2 separate regions of the Homo sapiens genome follow, and region 1 is linked to region 2. A link is a loop called in an ENCODE intact Hi-C map of the cell type or tissue named here. Cell type or tissue: OCI-LY7. All regions are shown on one strand. Each heading gives the region's core, and the rest is flanking DNA. Links, peaks and the distances in the headings are about the cores only.

Region 1 (7,523 bases), core at 949-5,948, 440 kb before region 2:
TGATTAGAGCCTAACCCAGGTTAACTGCAAGAAGAGGCGGGATACTTTCAGCTTTCCATGTAACTGTATGCATAAAGCCAATGTAGTCCAGTTTCTAAGATCATGTTCCAAGCTAACTGAATCCCACTTCAATACACACTCATGAACTCCTGATGGAACAATAACAGGCCCAAGCCTGTGGTATGATGTGCACACTTGCTAGACTCAGAAAAAATACTACTCTCATAAATGGGTGGGAGTATTTTGGTGACAACCTACTTTGCTTGGCTGAGTGAAGGAATGATATTCATATATTCATTTATTCCATGGACATTTAGTTAGTGCTTTTTATATACCAGGCATGATGCTGAGTGACACTCTTGTGTATATTTCCAAATTTTTGTACAGTCGCTGCACATATTTGAAATCATATATTAAGACTTTCCAAAGATGAGGTCCCTGGTTTTTCATGGCAACTTGATCAGTAAGGATTTCACCTCTGTTTGTAACTAAAACCATCTACTATATGTTAGACATGACATTCTTTTTCTCTCCTTCCTGAAAAATAAAGTGTGGGAAGAGACAAGACCTTGGTATTGTAATTATTTTTCTGATTCATCATTTGCTTTTCAATTTCACTTACAGTTGTTTCTTTTTTTTAGATGAGGGTCTCCCTATATTGTCCAAGCTGGTCTCAGACTCCTGGCCTCAAAGGATCCTCCTGCCTCAGCATCCCAAAGCGCTGGGATTACAGGAGTAAGCCACTGTACCCAGCCTCAATTTCATTTATAGTTTTTGACAAGTAAAAAGTTGTTTAACAATGTCTCATAGAGCATTGATAATCTCATAAATATTTTTTACCTAACTACATATATATATATATATATATATATATATATATATATATATATATATATATATGGCTGAGCACAGTGGCTCACACCTATAATCCCAGCACTTTGGGAGGCTGAGGCAGGCAGACTGCTTAAGCTCAGCAGTTTGAGACCAGCCTGGGCAACATGATGAAACCCCGTCTCTACAAAAAATACAAAAATTAGCCAGGCCTGATGGTACATGCCTGTAGTCCCAGCTACTCAGGAGGCTGGGGTGGGAGGATCACTTCAGCCCTGGAGGTCAAGGCTGCAGTGAGCCGAGATGGTGCCACTGCACTCCAGCCTAGGAAACAGAGCCAGATTCTGTCTCAAAAAAAAAAAAAGATATATATATATATATCTTTCAAATATCTGTATATACACACAATCACATCATATGTGAAACTTCAAATAAAAGTTTAATGTGTAAATGTATATAATCAGATCAATCTAAAAGAAGAGATTTTCTATAAGCGATTGTCCTGGACTCTTTGAGTAATCAGTATCATATTAAAAATAAAGGCAGGGGGTGGAATTCTAGGTCACAGTTTAGTAAACTTTTTCCATAAAGGGCTGGGTACTAAATCTCTTAGGCTTTATGGGCCACACAGTCTCGATCGCAACTGCTCAACTCTCTCATTGTAGCGTGAAAACAACCATAGACATTACATAAATAAAAGAGCCTGGCTGTGTTCCAGCAAAAATGTATTTACAAAAACAGGTGGTAGGCCAGATTTGGCCCATGGGACATAGTTTGCCTGTTTTACACTAATGGAGACAAAATGGACACAGCAACCAAACGCAATTTGAGAATCTACATTGGATCCTAGCTTGAGGAAAAAACAGTGATGAAAGATATTCGTGGGACAACTGGGGAAACTTGAGTACACACTGGATACCAGATGATATTATAGAATTGTTAATTTTCTTAAGGAATGGTAAAGGTATTGTGGGGATTAACATTTAGTCTAGGTTCTTCATTTCCTGGATGACCTAGAGGCCAAAAAAAATACAGCTATTTGTTCTAAAATCGCTTCCAAAGAGTGTAAAATTTGCAGAACAAGAATTGAGATTTCTCCCCATTTACGTGATGACTGTAGGGCCATGGTTCTCAACCAGGGGTGATTTTGCCCCCTAGAGGACATTTGGCAATGTTTGGAGACATTTGTGGTTGTCACAACTAGGGTGGGATACAACTGGCATCCCGTGGTTAGAGGCCAGTAATGTTGCCCAACATCCTACAATCTACAAGACAACCACCACAACAAAGAATTATCTGGCCCATGGAGGGCGCAGTGGATCCTGCCTGTAATCCCAGCACTTTGGGAGACCGAGGAAGGTGAATCACCTGAGCTTAGAAGTTTGAGACCAGCCTGGTCAACACAGCAAAAACCCCGTCTCTACTAAAAATACAAAAATTAGCCAGGTGTGGTGGCGCACGCTGGTAATCCCAGCTACCCAAGAGGCTAAGGCATGAGAATCACTTGAACCCAGGAGGCAGAGGTTGCAGTGAGCTGAGATCGCACCACTGCATTCCAGCCTGGGAGACAGAAGGAGACTCCATCTCAAAAAACAAACAAACAAACAAAAAACAATTATCTGACCCTGAATGTAGAACCACCCTGCTTTGTAGTGACTACTGAAGCTCTGGGCATGGACATGAAGACAGAAGACTATTTGAATCCAGCCCTGCCACTGAAGTCTGAGTAACTCTGGGCAAGTTGTTTGACCCTTCCTGAGCCTTTCCTTTCTCAGTCTCCTCATCTGTAAAATGGGTATGTCTGCCCTCCTTGGCTACTTCACAGGGCTGCGGCACATGCATCTGCCCGAATGAGTGGGCATGGAAGCACCCTGTTTATGGCATGGTGGTATGTACTCCATGTGAGGCCTGAGGACGGAAGCAGTGTGGAGAGGCTGTATCATCTTTATAATGACTAGGAGGCCAAGACATTAGTACCTAAAGCAAAAAAGTAATTTCAAATTGCAGCAGAATCACCTGAAGTTTGGTTAAAACACATATTGCTGGGCCCACCCCCAGAGCTTCGAATTCACTGTTCTGGGGTGAGGCCCCTTAAGGCTTTCTAACAAGTTTCCAGATAATCCTGCTACTGCTGGGTGGAAGGAACTAACGTTGAGAAATTTGGTCTTGAAATCCGCTCTTTCCTTCCCTTATCAACAGGGGGTAGCAGAGAGCAGCAAATAGACAGTCATTCTTTGAGGAAGCAGGTCAAAATCCTCATCAAACCTCCCTCAGTTTCAATCTAACAAGTGGCAGGAGAGAGGGCTGAAATAGTGAATTATTTAAATTTATATTATCCCTATGACCCCAGCAACAAGTCATTTAACTTGTGCTGAATCACAATTTGTGAAACGGGGGAAGCAACCTAAAAGATAGTGAGATAATTTGATTAATGTTTGTTGAGCGTTAGAACTTCCAAAGAAAATTGAAATGTATAGGTAATAAATTATTCTGGGAATTTCTTATTCTTGGGACTTTTTCTAAATGTCTGCATTTTAAACACTTCTGACTCATTTATAAACATTGGTTGCCCTCATTGAATTTTCAATTGTTTAATAGTTTAGAGGGCAATACGTTCAATGCACTCATTACATCCAGAATGTGTAGCAACTTCAAACCAGAGTGACAGTGTAAGGGCAGATGAGAAGGTGGTCATCCAGGGGTGATGGTGACCACATTCTGATGGGGCTTTTGGTGGGGGAAAATCCTTTAAGGTTTTTAAAAGAATGGTTCCAAAGCTGCCAGAATAGTTACCTTAAAAAATCAGAGTTCAGGCCGGGCGCAGTGGCTCACACCTGTAATCCCAGCACTTTGGGAGGCCAAGGCGGGCAGATCACCTGAGGTCAGGAGTTCGAGACCAGCCTGGCCAGCATGGTGAAACCCCGTCTCTACTAAAATTACAAAAATTAGCTGGATGTGGTGGCAGGTGGCTGTCACCCCAGCTACTCGGGAGGCTTGAGAATCGCTTGAGCCCAGGAGAAGGAGGTTGCAATGAGCTGAGAGTGCACCATTGCACTCCAGCCTGGGTAACAGAGTGAGGCCCTGTCCCAAAAAAAAAAAAAAAAAAGCAGAGTTCAGCTCCCAGGAATCACCCCTTGCAGACTGATTTCAATTATTCAACTGTCATTTACTGGGCACCAGTATGTCCCAAGCTCTTGTCTAGGAGAGGACTCAATAGTGACAAGAGAGACAAGGACTCTGTTCTCATAGAGCTTGGATTCCAGACTAATGTAACATGTCACCGCACAAGTGTCACTGCAGGAAGAGCGCTAAGCTCTGACCCGGAGTCCCCCATCTTGGTCAACCCCACTGGCCTCAGCTTAATCTGCAGGGACAGTTCCTCTGCTGCTTAGAACTGAACAGCCATTCCTATTGTCCTTGAAATTCTGGAATAAATTTTTTCTTTGGCGCTCTCCCATAGGCATTTTGGGATTTGGGTACCTTAATGGTATATTAGTATTTAACCAATTTTCATTCTATGTATAATTTTCTCACAAATGTCATGTCATCTCACTAATCAAAATGTTTCTCCAGTTTACAATGTAACTGCCATTATTAATTTCACTGCATGGGTTTGTTGTTTTGTTTTATTTTGGTTTTGAGACAGGGTCTCACTCTGTCACTCAGGCTGGAGTACAGCGGTGCGATCTCAGCTCACTACGACTTCCGCCTCCTGGGCTCAAGCGATTCTCCCACCTCAGCACCCCAGAGTAGCTAGGACCACAGGTATGCACCACCACACCAGACTAATTTTTGTATTTTTAGTAGAGATGGGATTTTGCCATGTTGGCCAGGCTGGTCTCAGACTCCTGAGCTTAAGTGATCCACATGCCTCAGCCTCCCAAAGTGCTGGGATTACAGGGAGGAGCCACCATGCCTGACCTATTGTATAGGTTTTAATGATGCAAATTAAGTATCAAGATTTGGGCTTATTGAGTCCTTAATTTTAAAGTGTTTATTTTTTATTTTATTTTTTGAGACAGAGTTTTGGTCTTGTCACCCAGGCTGGAGTGCAATGGCACAATCTCGGCTCACTGCAACCTCCGCCTCCTGGGTTCAAGTGATTCTCCTGCCTCAGCCTCCTGACTAGCTGGGATTACAGGTACCTGCCACCACACCCAGCTAATTTTTGTATTTTTAGCAGAGGCGGGGTTCCACCATGTTGGCCAGGCTGGTCTCGAACTCCTGACTTCAAGTGATCCACCCGCCTCGGCCTCCCAAAGTGTTGGGATTACAGGCATGAGCCACCACGCCCAGCTAAAATGTTTATTGAAATAAATTCCTTTAGAGCAAAAAAAGATTAGCCACTGATGAGAATGTGGCAGAAGGATTTTGTGGCTGTGGATATGGCTTCAAAATTTGATTTTTGGAATTGAGTAGAGGAAGATAACTAGGACTTACATTGAGAGACCTGAGCTGCAGCAAGATGTCTTAGCTAGATGACCTGAAACCAGTCATTCTCCCTTTTCTCTACTGCAGCCTCCTTATCTGCAAATTGGAGGCAAGAAGGTGGCGAGGGAAATTAAACTGGGTGAACTCTAAAGTCTCTCCAGGTTCTCATGTTCTACTGTGCAATATGGGGAGGATAATATTACCCAGTTTCCTTATAGAGATGTCAGGAGGATTATATTCTAAATCAGGGGTTGGCAAACTGCAGTTTACCGGCCAAAGCCAGCCCTCTGCCTATTTTTGTATGGCATACAAGCTAAATATAGTTTTCATATTTTTTAATGGTTTGGGGAAAAAATCAAAAGAATGATACCATTTTGTGACACATAAAAATGACATAAAATTCAAATTTTGGTGTCCATAAATGAAGTTTTGTTGGAACACAGCCACATTCATTCATTACATATTGTCTCAGCTCTGCTTCTGCATTGCAACAGCAGAGCTGAGTAGTGTGACAGAGACTGCATGGCCTGGGAGCCCTAAAAATATTTACTATCTGGCTCTTTACAGAATGAGTTTGCTCATCTGTGTTCTAAAGCATGCTGGACTCCACTTAGAACTGAACTGGGCAAACAAGATTTATTCAGAGAACTTCAATTATGTGAGACATAATTTTCTTTCTTTTTACATTTCTTTAAAAAAAAATTTTTTTTTAGGGGTTTCACCACATTGCCCAGGCTGGTCTTGAACTCCTGGACTCAAGTGATCCACCCACTTTGGCCCTCCCAAACTGCTGGGATTACAGGTGTGAGCCACTGCACCAGGCCAATTTTCATAATAGAGCACTTTGATCTCTTACCCTCAATTTCATGTCACATTCATTATTCTGAAGTGATGACAAATGTTGTATTATGTGCCATAGTAAGCTAAGTGTATATTGCTAATGAATTGCCATCCTGGGATGTCATAAAAGACCTTTCTGAAGAAAAAAAATTCTAAGAATCCTCTCAAGAGCTTATACAAATAGGAGAATCATAACACGAGGAAGCAAGTGATTTGGGGAGAATTTCACACATCCCCAAAAGCACCAACCATAAAGAAAAAGATTGATATATCTGATTATGTCATCATTTAAAAGTATACAAAGGGCCAGGCGCTGTGGCTGACACCTGTAATCCCAGCACTTTGGCAGGCCAAGGCGGGCGGATTGCCTGAGCTCAGGAGTTCAAGACCAGCCTGGCCAACATGGTGAAACCCTGTCTCTACTAAAATACCAAAAATTAGCCAGGTGTGGTGGTGCACGCCTGTAGTCCCAGCTACTTGGGAGGCTGAGGCAGGAGAATGGCGTGAACCCGGGAGGCAGAGCTGGCAGTGAGCTGAGATCACGCCACTGCACTCCAGCCTGGGCGACAGAGTGAGACTCCGTCTCAAAAAATAATAATAATAATAAATAAATAAAATAAAAGTATATGAAAAAGACATTACAAACTTCTTGTTTGTAGAAAAGAACCACAGAATTCTCATTCACTGCTGGTGGAAATGCAACATGGAACAACCACTTTGGAACAGTTCAGCAGTTTTTTATAAGGTTAAATATACACATACCATAACTCCTAGGTATTTACCCAAGAGAAATAAGATATATGTTCATACAATGACTTGTACTCAGATGTTCACAATAGTGTTATTTCTAATAGCCACAAACTAGAAACAATCTTAAGTTTCCACCAACTGGAGAATAGATAAATAAATTGTGGTATATCCATGTACTGAAATACAGTCATGCACTGCATAAAGACATTACATATATGCAACAGTGGTCCCATAAGATTATAATGGAGCTGAAAAATTCCTATTGCCTAGTATTTACAATATTATACTTTGTATCATTTATTTTAGAGTGTAGAGTGTATCATCTATTTTATAAGTAAAGTCCTTCTACTTATTTAAAAAAAAAAAAGTTAACTGTACACCAGCCTCAGGCAGGTCCTTCAGGAGGTATTTCAGAAGAAGGCATTGTTATTAAAACAGATGACAGTCCCATGGGTGTTATTGCCCCTGAAGACCACCCACTGGGACAAGATGTGGAGGTGGAAGACAGTGATACTGATGATCCTGACCCTGTGTAGGCCTAGGCTAATATGTGTGTTTGTGTCTTAGTTTTTAATAAAAAGTTTATTAAGGTCTCTTGGCATTGTGTTTTGTTTTTGTTTTTGAAATGGAGTCTCTGTTGCCCAGGCTGGAGTGCAGTGGCATGATCTTGG
Region 2 (7,588 bases), core at 1-5,000:
CTGTTTGCAGAAAGTGGGTACGGCATCAGTGCCTTCATAATCAGGGCAAGTCATTTTAAAATAAGATTTAAAAACTACTCTAGAAGTAGCTTCTTGGAGTGTGTGGAGAGATTTCCAAAGTAATTTTAACTTTTACTGAATTTAAGCCTTAATGCTTTCCGTGGGAATATATAGTCTCCCTAAAAGTTATTACAGCTTTTCAGTCAGTTGAATTTAAAAACTGCTTTTTGACCAGTAGAAAAGAACCCTTGCTTTGGAGACATTTTCATGCCACTTACGAAAAATTTTTTTAAAAAATTAAGTTGTGACAAAGTAATCCATTTTTAAAATTTTATTTTTCTGTGATGAGGAGTTAATGTTTTCCTTTTCATAATGAGAGAGCATTTGAAACTTTAGTATAGTGGTGTTCCTAGACAACTTTTAAAGCTCTTAAAAAATTGCGGTGGCTTAGGCCTGTAATCCCGGCACTTTGAGAGGCCGAGGTGGGCAAATCACAAGGTCAGGAGTTCAAGACCAGCCTGGCCAACATGGTGAAACCCCGTCTCTACTAAAAATACAAAAATTAGCTGGACGTGGTGTCACGCGCCGGTAATCTCAGCTACTTGGGAGGGTGAGGCAGGAGAATTGCTTGAACCCGGGGGGTGGAGGTTGCAGTGAGCTAAGATCTCCAGCCTGAGCGACAGAGCAAGACTTCGTTTGGGGGGAAAAAAAAAAAAACCCATAAAAAATCTGTGTTTTAATTTTCCTTCAACACTTATGAATGGAAAGTGCAGTATTTTAGTATATTACAGATAAAATTACATAGTGTACATTTATTTTGGAATATTTTTGCATTTGATAAAGTATAATATTATGTAATTAAAATTATTTTTGAAGTAATAGGCAAAATTTTAGGTATTTTTGCAGTCTTTAATCCCACGGAATCTTCAAAAATAGTAACCACCGTGCCTTTTACATAAAATAGACTACCAGTTTAAAGCATTTGTTCTATTACTTGTAATGTTTCTCTTTGTTTACATTGTGGAAGTCCTTTTTATGGGAGGATATTTTCTAAAAAAAGAATATGTACATTGTTTCAAAGTATTGATTTATGTAAGTGATCAAAATGTATATGAGTTCAGTATAAGTTTGTAAAAGTTTGGCTAGAGATAATTTTAAGGATAGAGATTATATATGATAAAATTGCATCTACTACAAAATACTCAAAAGAATTAGTTAGTGAAGGAAATATTGAGCTCATTTTTAATATAGAGTTTGAATTTTGATAACTGCATTTAGGACAAAACATTTGTAAGAATTGAACATGATGTAGTTTAGTCTTCATTCATTATTAATGGTGGATTATTGTAATCTAATTTAAGGTATTGTTCTAGTTTTTCAGGAATTGTTCAAATGGATGAAGATACACATTACGATAAAGGTACTGACACTAAAAATTATTTTGGGGTGTAAGAGCTAGATGATACTGATTAATTTCTAATTTTCCTTGTATTGTGATTTGATTTTAGTGGAAGATGTGGTTGGAAGTCACATAGAAGATGCAGTAACATTTTGGGCCCAGGTAAATAGCAAACTGGTTGATATCCCCCCTCACCTCCCCCAATCCAGTTCCTCCCCAACAAAAACAAAAATAAAACCCAGGAATAAATACATTTGTCATTCTCATTGCCTAATATTTATTGAATTATTTATCACCAGGCATTATTAGGAGACAAATGTTGACAGCTGTGATGTTACTTGACTCATTATGAGTCAAGTGTTATGCCCATAATACACCAAGTTTGAAAAAAGAAAATTGGCAAGATTGTGATTTCAGAATTCCACTCAATTCTAGGCTGCTTTTGCTGGATTCTGAGAGCCTGTTGTATTTGTGAAGTTATAGCCCCATCTAGGGGTCTTTTATAAGATTGTTTCTTGAAGGAGGATAAGTTAAAAATCTCGGTCGTTTTTTCTAATGGCTTAAATTTGAGATGTGGTATTTTTCTCATTATAGAATTGGAAGCATGAATGAAACATTTCTGATTTTCTGTTGGGAGGGTGTCAGTTAGGTAAGGTTACTCAGTTTTAAATACAAAGCAAGCACTGAAGGGCTGTGTTCCACAATTTAAGAAGGTAAATTCCTCTGATGCACAGAACGACCTGCTAATTTTTGGTTTTGTAAACTATACATGATACGGAAGGGAAAGAAATTACGTTTCTCTATACTCCCTACAGCATGGGAACTCCTTTTGGTGGGGGGTGAGGTGAACTCGTAATGTGGGAAATAAGGAGAATATATGAGAAGAAAGTTCTAGAAGAATATGATTAACCCAGAGTTCTTAAATATATAGTCATGCATCACTTAATGACTGGGATACATACAGAGAAATGCATCATTAGGCAACTGCGTCGCTGTATGAACATCATAGAATGTACTTAGAGAAACCTGGATGATATAGCCTACCACATACCTAGGCCATGTGGTGTACCTGTACCTCATGTTACTGTACTGAATGCTGCAGACAATTGTAACACAATATTAAGTCTTTATGTATCTAAACATGAAGGTACAGTAAAAACATATTATAAAAGATTAAAAAGTGGTACACCTGTATAGGGCACTCACCATGAATGGAGCTTGCAGGATTAGAAATTGCTTTGGGTGAGTCATTGAGTGAGTAGTGAGGAATGTGAAGTCCTGGGACATTACTGTACACTACTGTATACTTTATAAATACCATACACTTAGGCTACACTAAATTTATAAAAATATTTTTCTTCAATAAACCTTAGCTTACTGTAACTTTTAATAAACTTTTGACTCATTTGTAGTAACACAGCTTAAAACAAACATTGTAGAGCTGTGCAAAAATATTCTTTACGTCCTTATTCTAAAGCTTTCTTCTCTTTTTAAACTTTTAATTTTTTTTTACTTTAAAAACTTTTTGGTTAAAAACGAAGACAAGATCTTCAATATCACTGTCTTTCACTTCCGCTTCTTGTCCTACTAGAAGGTCTTCAGGGTCAGTAATGTGCATGGAGCTGTCATCTTCTGTAATAAAAATGCCCTTTTGGAATACCTTCAGAAGGACTTGAGGCGGCTGTACAGTTAACTTTTTTAAATAAGTAGGAGTACACTAAAATAAGAAAAATTATAGTAAAAAAAAATATATATATACACACACACCAGTGACATAGTTATTTTCATTACCAAGTATTATGTACTGTACATAATTGTATGTGCTGTGCTTTTGTGAGACTGGGGCACGGTAGGTTTACACCAGCATCACCACAAATATGTGAGTAATGCATTGTTCTATGATGTTACAATGGCTAGGACTACACTAGGCAATAGGAATTTTTCAGCTTCATTATAATCTTACGGGACTACTGTAGTGTGTGTGGTTCATTCTTTGACCACAATGTCACTATGTGGGGCATGGCTGCATGTAAAAAAAAATTGTAGAAGGGTGATGTTATAGAAAACTTGGGGCAAATTCGTGTGTCTGCTTATGCACATATATTTGGCAAATTTGTTTCTGCTTATGCATATTCTCTAAAGGTTGCTCACACGTTCTGGTTCCATGCCCATTGTCTCTGTATTAGTGACAACTGCATCACTCTCAACAGTGTCCCAGGGTGGATGATAAATTATATTTAAGCTTATTATACAGAAACATCATTTATCAGTGTAAAAAGATTTTCTAGACTAGTGCTGTCTAGTAGAAATATATGAGCCATGTAAGTAATTTTAAAACATTTTTGGCAGCCACATTGAAGAAACTAAAAATAGCAGGTGACATTTTAATAAGTACATTTTATTTAACTCAATATATCCAAAATATTGTTTCAAAATATAATTAGCATAAAAATGTGAACAGGATAGTTTATATTTCCTTTTTAATATTGTCTTTGAAATCCAGTGTGTATATTAGACTTACAGCATATCTCCTTAGACTAGCCATATTTCAAGTGGGTATTGGCTATTGTATTCACTAGTGCAGCTCTAGACTTTGATTTCAGTTTACTTTATTTGTGAATATGTTGATTGAATTTGGAGCAAATTCAAGAGTCAGCAGTTTTTTTTTTGTAAAGGATCAGATGATGAGTATTTTACCATTTTTAGGCCATACAGTTTGTTTTGCAGCTATTCAATTCTGCCAACATAGTGCAAAGCAGCCATAGACATAATGTGAATGAGTGTGTGTAGCTGTGATGCAGTAAACTTTATTTACTAAAACAGGCGGCTGTAATTTGCCAACCTCTGAGTTAAACCATGAAGTTGAGGCTCTTGTAGAAGAACGTTTAAAACAGGAAACATGCGCATGAAAAGATTAAACATTAAAACTACTAATGGTATATAAATGAATGTAGTGGTTATTTCAATAAGCAAATTGGCAAATTTGGTTGGGGTTATGGTGGGATATAGGCATAGAGAAGACTAGAGATTTGGAAATACGCGTAGGCAGATTAGGATGAAAATCTGCTCACGTGTATTCTCCATTTTTTTTTGCCCTGTGGGCTTCTGCCTTATAAACCACTTATAAGCAAACACTTCAGATTGGATGAGTGGCAGCTGAAGGAATCTGACGTATTTGACTCCACCTGTTTCTTTGAAAGAACAAGCTTCTGGTCAGGCATGGTGGCTCATGCCTGTAATCCCAACACTTTGGGAGACCTATGTGAGAGGATCGCCTGAGCCCAGGAGTTTGAGACCAGCCTTGGCAACAGTAAGACCTTGTCGCTACAAAAAAAAAAAAAAAAATTAGCCAGGCATGGTGGTGCATGCTTGTGTTCCCAGCTATGTGGGAGGCTGAGGGTGGGAAGATTGCCTGGGCCCAGGAGATTGAGACTGCAGTGAGCTGAGATTGCACCAAACAAACAAACAAACAAAGAGCTCCTATTTGTTTTAGTCTGTATAGTGAAAAAATATAGTTATATGGAATATTTTGATTCCAGGGGTTTGTTCACAAAGGCTGCTTCTCTTGTTTCTCAGGGTCAGTTTAAATTCAGTTCCTGTTCTATGCTGAGACTTTGATATTCATCATGATGTTCTTTGAACTGCTCTTTCAGAGTTTTTTTTCAGTCATCACGGATAATCATGTTCTTTCTAGCATTATTGAATATTTTGTTGGTATATTTCTTTAGAACATATATATATATTTAACATTTTATTTTGAAGAAACTTTGACTTACAGGAATGTTGCAAAATTAGTACAGAGGCTAGAATGTGGCTCTGTATACTCTTCACCCAGCTTCCTTTAATGCTAATGTGTTATATAACCACAGTACAGTGATCAAAGCCAGGGAATTAACATTAGTACAATGCTATTAACTAAACTACAGCCCTTATTTAAATTTTAGCAGTTTTTTGTCTTTTTGTGTTCCAGGATCCAATACAGAATCCCAAATTGTATTTAGTTGTGTATCCTTGGTTTCCTTTAACCTCTGAATGTTCCTCAGTTTTTCCTTGTATTTCAAGACTTTTGACACTTCTGATGAATATTAGTTATTTTGTAGAGTATCTTTTAATTTGGGTTTGTTTGATGATTTCTTATGAATAGATTAGCAAGAGTTCCACAGAAGTGATATTGTAGTCCTCTCAGTATATCATATTGGGGTTTCATGATGTGATATACCTTCTTATTGATGATAACCTTGATTCACTTGGGTAAGGTGGCAACTTCCAGGTTTTTTCGCTGTAAAGTTACTCTTTTCTTTTGTAATTAATTAATGTTTTAGGAGACTTATTGTGGCTGTCTAATCCAGTTTCTGTTCAACTTTTCACCCACGAATTTTATTGTTTATTGCTCTAGTGCTTGCCTAATGATGATTTTCTATTCCCCTCATTCCTTCCACATTTATTAATTGGAATTCTTCTGTAAGGAAGAGCTGTCTCTTCTCTGCCATTTATTTATTCAATTATTTATATTAATATAAACTCAAGGATATTTATTCCGTGGGTTATAATCCTATGCTATCATAATTTATTTTGTTGTTTAAATTATTCAGCCTTGGCCATTGGGACAAAGTTCACCAAAGAATACAGATTGGTACTTGTCCTTAAACGTCTCCTATTCTTTTTTTGAGCACTTTTTTTTTTTTTTTTTTCAAGACAGGGTCTCCGTCACCAAGGCTAGAGTGCAGTAGTGTGCTCATGGCTCATTGCAGTCTCGAACTTCTGGGCTCAAGCAATCCTCCCACCTCATCTTCCTGTGTAGTTGGAACTATAGGTGCACACTACCATGCCCGGCTAATCTTTTGTATTATTTTTGTAGAGACAGGATTTCACCACATTGCCAAGCTAGTCTCAAACTCCTGGGCTCAAAAATGATCCTCCCACCTCGGCCCTCCAAAGTGATGGGATTACAGGTGTGAGCCATCGCAACCTGCTTTTTTTTTTTTTTTTTTTTTTTTTTTTAGCATTTCTTTACTTTCTGGCACCATCAAATGTCCCAGGATCATCTTTTATTTCCCAGTTTGAGCTCTGCAATCAAATCAATCTTTAAGGAATCCTTTCCATATGATTTAATTATATTTGGTATCTTGTTTGAATTCTACCTAATTTGAACACATTGGGAAGTAAACTTTTTCTATGGCCTAGTCTCATTTCTTATAAATAACTCATTTAAATTATGAAAAAATACAGGCATAAGAAGTTGATTTAATTTCTAATGGCCTAAAATCTTTTAAGTTTATCATGCTTAGAACCCTCAAGCGTGTAACACTGTAAAATAATATTTTACTGTATCTTATACTATATCTAATCTTTCTAGAGTATCAATAGAAATAAGGATATCATGAAGATTGGTTGCTCACTGTCTGAAGTTTGCCCCCAGGCCAGTTCAGTTTTGGGGAATCTTGACCCAAACAAGGTGAGCCATATTCTTGAATATAATTATTTCATTCCTCCTGTCAGCTTTCCTGTGTCTTAGATATTTAGTTTTTGGAGTTCCTGGTATATTTGAAAAGAAGAGGCTGATTTTTGGAATTTGTATAAACTACTGTTATGGTATATTTATTAATTCAAAAATACTTATGGACTGAATATTACTCAGTCTTGAAATTTGACGTAAGCTACAACATGGATGAATCTTCAGGACATTAGCTAAATAAGCCAGTCACAAGAGGACAAATACTGTTATGGTTCTACTTGTATGAAGTACTTAGAGTAGTCAAAATCATAGAGACAGAAAAAGTGAGTGATGGTTATCAGGGACTGGGGGAAGATTGAGGATGAGGAGTTATTGATTAATGGGTGTAGAGTTTCAGTTTTACAACATGAAAAGAGCTATGGAGATGGATGATGAATGGTGGCGAAGGTTGCAGAACAGTATGAATGTACTTAATGCCACTGAACTGTATACTTAACAATGGTCAAGATAGTCAATTTTATGTTATGTATAGTTTACTACAGTTAAAAATAGGAAAAGTAGAATTAAAAGCTACACTATTCTAGCCAAAAAAACAAAAGTGAAGAAAACGTATGTACTGTCTGCCATGTACCTGGCACTGTATTAAGCATTAAGTAAGTATGCAGTGGTGAACAAACTAGATTCCTTGCATTTGACTTTGATTCACAAAAAATTTGTAAGATGCATCTTTATGC

What was found. Peaks named below come from ENCODE experiments on the same cell type or tissue, not always from the same donor. Only the 100,000 strongest peaks of a DNase experiment are listed, where the experiment ranks them.
Region 1: a loop joins it to region 2, with 6 times the contacts of the local background. A loop is called at or near these places in 37 of 110 quality-filtered maps.

Annotation. Positions count from the first base shown.
Region 1 is chr7:23,274,544-23,282,066 of GRCh38, forward strand. It overlaps GPNMB (glycoprotein nmb), which reads left to right. Exons shown (of 11, transcript NM_002510.3): 11 at 1-565. Among named protein-coding and RNA genes, the nearest start is that of MALSU1, 21 kb to the right of the region's middle. RefSeq lists silencers at 2,994-3,053, 3,064-3,113. In OCI-LY7, for the core only: CTCF peaks have their summits at 2,015 (motif pointing left), 2,215, 3,038 and 3,240; DNase peaks (open chromatin) are centred at 1,988 and 3,038.
Region 2 is chr7:23,710,726-23,718,313 of GRCh38, forward strand. STK31 (serine/threonine kinase 31) reads left to right here. Exons shown (of 24, transcript NM_031414.5): 2 at 1,374-1,420; 3 at 1,509-1,561; 4 at 6,756-6,854. Among named protein-coding and RNA genes, the nearest start is that of STK31, 4.3 kb to the left of the region's middle. In OCI-LY7, for the core only: a CTCF peak has its summit at 1,887; a DNase peak (open chromatin) is centred at 1,876.